Linked DNA regions of Homo sapiens: region 1 is linked to region 2. The links are chromatin loops, found by intact Hi-C in ENCODE. Cell type or tissue: Caco-2. All regions are shown on one strand. Each heading gives the region's core, and the rest is flanking DNA. Links, peaks and the distances in the headings are about the cores only. Region 1 has its middle 140 kb from the start of LINC02205. Region 2 has its middle 38 kb from the start of LINC02205.

Region 1 (4,390 bases), core at 158-4,157, 99 kb after region 2:
ATTTGGGGTGGAGAGTTCTGTAGATGTCTGTTAGGTCCACTTGGTGCAGAGTTGAGTTCAAGTCCTGGATATCCTTGTTAACCTTTTGCCTCACTGATCTGTGTAATATTGACAGTGGGGTATTAAAGTCTCCCATTATTATTGTGTGGGAGTCCAAGTCTCTTTGTAGGTCTCTAAGGATTTGCTTTATGAATCTGCGTGCTCCTGTATTGGGTGCATATATATTTAGGACAGTTAGCACTTCTTGTTGAATTGATCCCTTTACCATTATGTAATGGCCTTCTTTGTCTCTTTTGATCTTTGTTGGTTTAAAGTCTGTTTTATCAGAGACTAGGATTGCAACCCCTGCTTTTTTTTTTTTTTTTTTTTTTTTTTTTTGGCTTCCATTTGCTTGGTAGATCTTCCTCCATCCCTTTATTTTGAGCCTATGTGTGTCTCTGCATGTGAGATGGGTCTCCTGAATACAGCACATTGATGGGTCTTGACTCTTTATCCAATTTGCCAGTCTGTGTCTTTTAATTGGGACATTTAGCCTGTTTACATTTAAGGTTAATATTGCTATGTGTGAATTTGACCCTGTCATTATGATGTTAGCTGGTTATTTTGCTCATTAATTGTTGGGGTTTCTTCATAGTATCAATGGCCTTTACAATTTGGCATGTTTTTGCAGTGGCTGGTACTGGTTGTTCCTTTCCATGTTTAGTGCTTCCTTCAGGAGCTCTTATAAGGTAGGCCTGGTGGTGACAAAATCTCTCAGCATTTTCTTGTCTGTAAAGGATTTTATTTCTCCTTCGCTTATGAAGCTTAGTTTGGCTGGATATGAAATTCTGGGCTTAAAATTCTTTTCTTTAAGAATGTTGAATATTGTCCCTCACTCTCTTCTGGCTTGTAGGGTTTCTGCTGAGAGATCTGCCGTTAGTTCTGATGGGCTTCCCTTAGTGAGTAACCCAACCTTTCTCTCTGGCTGCCCTTAACATTTTTTCCTCCATTTCAACCTTGGTGAATCTGACAATTATGTGCCTTGGGACTGCTCTTCTTGAGGAGTATCTTTGTGGTGTTCTCTGTATTTCCTGAATTTGAATGTTGGCCTGCCTTGCTAGGTTGGGGAAGTTATCCTGGATACCATCCTGAGGAGTGTTTTCTAACTTGGTTCCATTCTTCCCGTCACTTTCAGGTACACCAATCAAATGTAGATTTGGTCTCTTCTCATAGTCCCATATTTCTTGGAGGCTTTGTGTGTTTCTTTTCATGCTTTTTTCTCTAATCTTGTCTTCTCACTTTATTTCATTAATTTGATCTTCAATCACTGATATCCTTTTGTCCTTTCGTCCACTTGATCGAATCGTCTATTGAAGCTTATGTGTGCATCACGAAGTTCTCATGCTGTGGTTTTCAGCTCCATCAGGTCATTTAAGCACTTCTTGACACTGTTTATTCTAGTTAACCGTTCATTTAACCTTTTTTCAATGTTTCTAGCTTCCTTGCGATGGGTTAGAACATGCTCCTTTAGCTCAGAGTAGTTTGTTATAACCGACCTGCTGAAGCCTACTTCTGTCAACTCGTCAAATTCCTTCTCCGTACAGTTTTGATCCGTTGCTGGCAAGGAGCTGCGATCTTTTGGAGGAGAAGAGGTGCTCTGGTTTTTGGAATTTTCAGTTTTTCTGCTCTGGTTTCTCCCCATCTTTGTGGTTTTATCTATCTTTGGTCTTTGATGTTGGGGTTTTGATGTGGATTTCCTTTTTGTTGATGTTGATACTATTCCTTTCTGTTTGTTAGTTTTCCTTCTAACAGTAGGCCCCTCAGCTGCAGGTGTGTTGGAGTGTGCTGGAGGTCCACTCCAGATCCTGTTTGCCTGGGTATCAACAGTGGAGGCTGCAGAACAGCAAATATTGCAGAACAGCAAATATTGCAAAACAGTAAATATTGCTGCCTGATCCTTCCTCTGGAAGCTTCGTCCCAGAGGGGCACCCACCTGTATGAGGTGTCTGTCGGCCCCTACTGGGAGGTATCTTCCAGTCAACCTACATGGGGATCAGCGACCCACTTGAGGAGGCAGCCTGTCCGTTCTCAGAGCTTGAACACTGTGCTGGGAGAACCACTGCTCTCTTCAGAGCTGTCAGACAGGGACGTTTAAGTCTGCAGAAGTTGTCTGCTGCCTTTTGTTCAGCTATGCCCTGCCCACAGAAGTGGAGTCTAGAGAGGTGGTAGGCCTTGCTGAGCTGCGGTGGGCTCTGCCCAGTTTGAGCTTCCCTACCTACTTTGTTTACCTACTCAAGCCTCAGCATTGGCTGACACCCCTCACGCCACCAGGCTGCAGTGTCGTAGGTCGATCTCAGACTGCTGTGCTAGCAGTGAGCAAGTCTCCATAGGCGTGGGACCCCCGAGCCAGGCACGGGAGAGAATCTCCTGGTCTGCCGATTGGTAAGACCTTGGGAAAAGCACAGTATGTAGACGGGAGTGTACCATTCCTCCAGGTACAGTCTGTCATGGCTTCTCTTGGCTAGGAAAGGGAAATCCCTGACCCTTTGTGCTTCCCGGGTGAGGCAACACCCCACCCTGCTGTGGCTCGCCCTCCGTGGGCTGCAATAGGGTCTCCTTTCTAATTGGCACCCTTTTGTCAATAATGTGAGTTCTATGAGGGCAGAGATGGTTTTGTTCATTGCTGTATTCTCAAAACTTGGAAGAAGCTCTGGTGCAAAGTAAGTGCTTAATAAATATTTCTTTTATCATATTTAATTCTTATTTATAATTGACACATAATAATATGTATTTTAGGAGGACAATGTGATGTTTCAATGCATGCATACATATGAAAAAGTTGTGGTAATTATCATATCCATCAATTAAAACATTTATCTTTTTTTATGGTGATAACATTCAAAATCTTCTAGCTATCTTGAAATCTACACTACATTGTTATTTGCTGTGATCACTCTTTGGTGCAATAGAACACCAGAACTTATTCGTCCTGTCTAACTATAACTGTGAACCTGTTAACCAACCTCTCCCGGTCTCTCCACTGGGAGAAGTTTCATAGTTTTGAATCTTACATTTGAGTCTTTAATCCGTTTAGAGTTGATTTTTGTATATAGTGAGAGGCCTCTAGTTTCATTCTTCTGCTTGTGGATATTTAGTTTTCCCAGCATCATTTATTGAAGAGAACATTTATTGAAGAGACTCCCCAGCCTCTGGTGGCCACCATTCTCCTCTGTATTTCTATGAAATCAACTTCTTTGGATTCCACATATGATTGAGATCATGCAGGGTTTGTCTTTCTGTGCTTGGCTTTTTTCACTTAACATAATGTCCTCCAGGTTCATCTGTGTTGTCACAAATGATAGGATTTCATTTTGTTTTATGACTGCATAGTATTCTATTGTGTATACATACCACATTTTCTTTATCTATTTATCATTAGATGGACACTTAGGTTGATTCCATATCTTGGCTATTGTGAATAATGCCACAATAAACAAGGGAGTGCAGATATCTCTTAGACATACTGATTTTTATTTCCTTTGGATGTATACCCAGGAATGGGATTGCTGGATTATATTGTAGTTTTATTTTTAATTTTTTGAAGAGCCTCCATACTGTTTTTTTTTATAATGATTATACTAATTTACATTCCCACAAACAGAATATAAAAATTCCCTTTTCTCTGCATCCTTGCCAGCATTTGTTATTTTTTTTTGTCTTTTTGATTATAGCCATTCTAGCTGGGGTGAGGTAATATTGCACTGTGGTTTCCATTTGCATTTCTCTGATGATTAGTGATGTTGAACTTTTTTTCATATATCTGTTGGCCATTTGTATGTCTTATTTTGAGAAGGTCTTTGCCCATGTTTAATTGGATTATTTGTTTTTCTGCTATTGAGTTGTTTGAGTTATTTACATATGCTAAATATTAACCCATTGTCAGCTGCATAGTTGTCAATAATCTCTCCCATTCTGTGGATTACCTGCTCAGTTTATTGATTGTTTCCTTTGCTGTTGAAGCTTTTTAGCTTGATGTAATCTCATTTGTCTATTTTTGCTTTTATGCCTTTTAGGTCTTATTCAAAAAATCCTTGCCCAGCCCAATTTTATGAAGCATTTCTCCCATATTTCTTCTAGAATTTTCATAGTTTTGAATCTTACATTTAAGTCTTTAATCAATTTAGAATTGATTTTTGTATATGGTGAGAGATAGGGCTCTAGTTTCATTCTTCTGCCTGTGGATATCTAGTTTTCCCAGCATTATGCATTGAAGAGACCATCCTTTCCCCAACGTGTGTTCTTAGTGTCTTTGTCAAAAATCAGTTGGTTGAAAATGCAGGGATTTATTTCTGAGTTCTCTATTCTGTTCTACTGGTCTATGCGTCTGTTTTTATGCCAGTATCATGCTGTT
Region 2 (4,390 bases), core at 148-4,147:
CGGGTGAGTTATGATGTGTGTTTGTCTCTTGCTACTTGGTGAGCTCTGTAAGGGCAGGGCCATGGAGGAGTTTTTTTGAGGGTGGATGATGCTGGGACCATGTGGAGTTAAAAGTGATGCAGTGAAGTACTCAGTCCCCTCTCAACCTGCAGAGTGAGCAGGGTTTGGGGCACTGGAGGGATTGGTGGGCAGGTATGCTCTTGGGTCCCTGACTGTGTGAGTGAGCAGGCGGCAAGGACCAAGTGGACTGCACCATACCATGGCATGGGAGTGCATAGTGAGAGATGGAGATTATGCAAACACCTCGGCTCCTGTGTTTTATTTGGCTGGGATTTTTGGCTGGAGTGGGATAGGGAGGTAGGAGAGACTTCTGCACCCTCGCCCTCATTCTAGGCACTCTGTCCCTTGACTCACCTCCAAGAATCAGCAGGTCCCTGGTCCTGCAGGATGGTGAACTCCTTGGCTGGGGCTCCAATCTCTGCAGGAAACTAACTTCCTGGGTGACCCTAAACATGTTGCCTCTCCTTCTAAGCTTAAATTTCCATTCTCTAACCTCATTCCTGTAGGAGGTTGCATGGCACACATGAGCATGCTCAGGAGGCCATGCATGCTGCAGGTAGTGTGGTGAGGCTGATCTAGAGTACAGTCACCGTGATGGAGCCTCATCCTGCAAGTTCCTGGACTAGAAGCAGCCTTTCTGCTCTGTTCTTTGGAAGGTGGTAGAACTCTAGGACCAGTAGAGGCCAAGAATCACATGCCCTGGGCAGACGCAGGCCCAGCCCAACCTTCTAGTAGCAGCGTCAGTGAGGAGAGTTTCGGCCCTGGTGTTCTCTCTCTCCCTATCTCTCTGCTTTGGTCTCTGTCTCTTTGTTTCTATGTCTCCATCTCTGTCTTTCTTTCTGTCTGTCTGTCTCCCTCTCCTACCCTTCTTATCCTCAGTCCTTCATCTCCTATTCGTTCTCCCACTTGCTTACCCATTCCAGATTGGCAGCTAAGCCAGTTCTTCCTCCCCACCCTTACCCTGCCCCCACCCCCAGGATTTTCCCCAGCAGTACTTGCACCTGTGAAACCCCCTACTCCGTTTTATGGGAGCACAGAAGAAATAAAACAAAATGAATCTGCACCAGCTCCTGGGCTTTCAATTCACCAGCAGAGGTTAAACACCCTTTGCTGCCTCCACAGCTCTGGGCAGATGAGGCAGTGATCTGCTGCCCTTCCCTGTGGTCTAGGAATGCAATCGGTTGTGGGCCTGGAGCCGTCAAAGGTGCAATCCTGTACTCCTGAAAGTCATGGTGCTTACTGATGCTGTAAGAGGACAGCTATGGAAATATCCCTTCCAGAGCATGGCTCACTCTGGGAAGGAAGCAAAGGAAAGCCCAGGGGCCACTTTCTTTTGGGGAATATGCAATGTTTTCTGCTGCCCGATGCCATTGGTCCTCATGACAATTCTGTGACATGAAGAGGAAAGATGTCAGGGCGGCTGGCACTGGGTGGGATTCACAGATCTCGATATTCATTTTCCTCATCTGTAAAATGGGGATAATAATACTGACCTGATGGATTTTGGGTGAGGTTTCAAGGAATCAATATATTGTCCAGAACACAGCTTGTTCTACATACATATCAACTGTTGCCAGATTGGTATTACTATTATTGCTATTGTTATTGCTTTGCATTCCATACATATTACTAAGTCGCTGTGTGATGTTGGGGTTTATGTTTCTGAGCCCAGTTCCTCCTTTTTAAAGTGGGAATCTGCTACTTGCCCCCTAGGGGATTGGGAGGTAGTTTATGTAAAGCAACTCCCGTAGTGCTTACCTCTTACAGGGTGCAAAGTTAACCACTACTCTTTCTTTCTTCCACCCACTTTCTTCCTCTATGTGAATTACCTATGGAGGGCAAGGGAGGTGGCCACCGAGGCTGGCACAGTGTCCCAGTGGCAAATCTAGAAATAAAACCAGAGCTATGTAGACTTATTCTTTCTCTCCTACTGGACTGGGTCCCTTGGCAGACAATGCCCAGCTCTGCAGCGCAGTCTGAATTTCAGCCGCAGATTCTAAATCTGTTTGTCACCACGAGGTTGTGGCTCTCTTGATCCCTCACTGATCAGTGTTGATTGTATCTATGACTTGGAGGGAAAGAGCCCATCCTAATCTCAATCACGGGGACATCTCATAGCTTCATACATTCCTCCAGCTGCATTATGGTCCAGTGAGTAAAGACCTTCCTGAACTAGAAAAGAAAGGTAGTATAGAAACACACACAAAATATTCCTTCTGAGAGCATTTAGGCAGGACTACAGCAGGAGACTGACTCATCTCAGATGTAAGATCTCCCTTGGAGCTCATCTCAATGCCTCCTACTGCTTATGTGCACTTGACTTTAGTGCACCCCCATTTTTTCCTGTGGGATCCAGATTGTCATTGCAGAATAGCCCAGATGCAAATCTCTCCAGGAGACTAAAACTCCTGGGCCTCTGCCCTCACTTGGCCACCACGGCGGAGCATACATAGCAGGGATTCAGTCCCCAGCCCTCCTGCTCTGACATCCTGTATTAGAGCTCAAGCATCTTTGCACATGAGGCCTGCAGGTGGCAGCAGCTCCAGAACCCAGGAAGAAGAGCAGAGGCAGAACAGAAGCAGGGAGAGCAGTTGTAGAGGAGGAGGCTGAGCCCGGGGGGAAGGCCAGGCCTGGAAGTACTTGGAGGTTAAAGATGGGGCCAAGGAATCAGGCATCAGATGAGCATCTAGAGGGTGCTCCAAGACAGTGTGTCAGCATTAGGGAGCTCCGGGCAAGGAGGAAAGTGTGTGAGCTTGACTCTAAAGCCAATCTATCTATTGTCAGATTCAAGGATTTGAACTGGATTCAAGGATTTGAACCCAGATTGGTAATAATAATTGGTAATAATACCAATCTGGGTTCAAATCCTTGCTCTGTCACTTCCTAGCTGTGTGACCAAGGACAAATTCCTTCACAGTTTCCCTGTCTCTAAAATGGGAATCATAATAGTACCCATATCAAAGGAGTGTTGAAAATTAAATAAGAAATTACTTGTCAAGGTTAAGTCCTCCCTAGAGGTGCATTCTAATTCTAAGCTAGAAGTCCCCTTGGCCAAACAATGAATAACTTTGTGCACTTGACCCATCTGTAGAAAACCATCTGTGGCTGCATTGTCTTCTCCAAGCCACGGTTGCCATGGTCACCACCTGGCTGGGGAAGTGGCAGATGGAGCGTCGGCAGGGACAACAGGTCTAGAACCCAGGGCCACAGGCTGGGTAACAGGACAGTCTCCAGGCATCAAGGAGGCCTGTGCATTTGAGGGCTATGGCTCCTTCTTGTCCAAACCAGCAAGGATTAATTCTCAGGCACTGAGGTCTGGGGGTCTGCAGGGCTGAGCAGGAGCTCCTGACTAAGCGAGAAGGGAGGCAACAGGGAAAAAGCAGCCAGCCGAGGACTAGCTGCCTTCTAGGCGGCTAGCTCTTGACAGCACCTTTTCATTAAACCATCTCTTTTCAAAGGCTCCAGTCCCCAGAGTCATTGAGGATTTGGTTCCCTTCGCTGCTGTCTGCTTGTCTTCCAAAGAGCGGCCTTGGTGCCTTTCTGAGCCTCCAACAGATTTTCAGAGCAACCATCGTGGAATCTTAAGATGTTTCTGGAAGTGAGTGTGAGTTCATCTCCCTCCTGGATACCTGGTGTGCCTCAGGCCTTGGGAGAGGGTAGATTTTATCACAGCTCAGCCTTCTGGGGCTGTAGAGGTGGAGTTTCAGGAATTTCAAGAAGTGAGCAAGCCCTTTTCGCAGAAAGGTCTGCTGGGCCATGGGGGCACCCTACTCCTACCCTGTCTCCTCATTCTTCTCTCATTCTTGCATGCCAATATTGTACTGGCTTTGAACTTGTGTGCCCATAAATACCTTCAATAGGCAGAAAGCCCTCTATCAAGAAGGCTTTGAGCTCTGCCTTCCAAGTAGTTATGAAGTCCAACCACAGGGCATCAGAGGCTCAGGACGACCCTTGTGGATTTTGAAGGCTTCTATTCAATGAATGAATCCCTTTTGCAGTCTCTTCTCTAAGTGGTGCTGGCCTCTGCCTTTAACCTACTGATGATGGAAAACTCAGTATCTTTGGAGGAAGTCAGGGTTTTTATGTTTATTGGTCCCCAGAACATGGAGACAAAACTATCAGCTACACCTGTCCAGGGATATTCAAGTTGCAGTTTTATTCTCCATTAGGTGTGGGGGTCACATTGAGAGAAGCTCAGAAGAAGCCCATCTTGAAGCCAGTTCTCTGAAGGAATGGGAAGCAGGTTTGGGCAGGAGCATTAGGAGCACAGTGGTGAGCAGAGGGTCACAAGTACACCTTACCAGCACCCTGATATGCATGGAGGAAAGCT

Evidence for each region. A loop is a pair of places that touch in the nucleus more often than their neighbours do. Peaks named below come from ENCODE experiments on the same cell type or tissue, not always from the same donor. Only the 100,000 strongest peaks of a DNase experiment are listed, where the experiment ranks them.
Region 1: a loop joins it to region 2, with 10 times the contacts of the local background. A loop is called at or near these places in 6 of 110 quality-filtered maps.

What each region holds. Positions count from the first base shown.
Region 1 is chr15:70,366,043-70,370,432 of GRCh38, reverse strand. No RefSeq gene overlaps it. Among named protein-coding and RNA genes, the nearest start is that of LINC02205, 140 kb to the left of the region's middle. In Caco-2, for the core only: no CTCF peak of the experiment used is centred there; a DNase peak (open chromatin) is centred at 1,892.
Region 2 is chr15:70,465,312-70,469,701 of GRCh38, reverse strand. No RefSeq gene overlaps it. Among named protein-coding and RNA genes, the nearest start is that of LINC02205, 38 kb to the left of the region's middle. In Caco-2, for the core only: a CTCF peak has its summit at 2,594 (motif pointing right); a DNase peak (open chromatin) is centred at 2,601.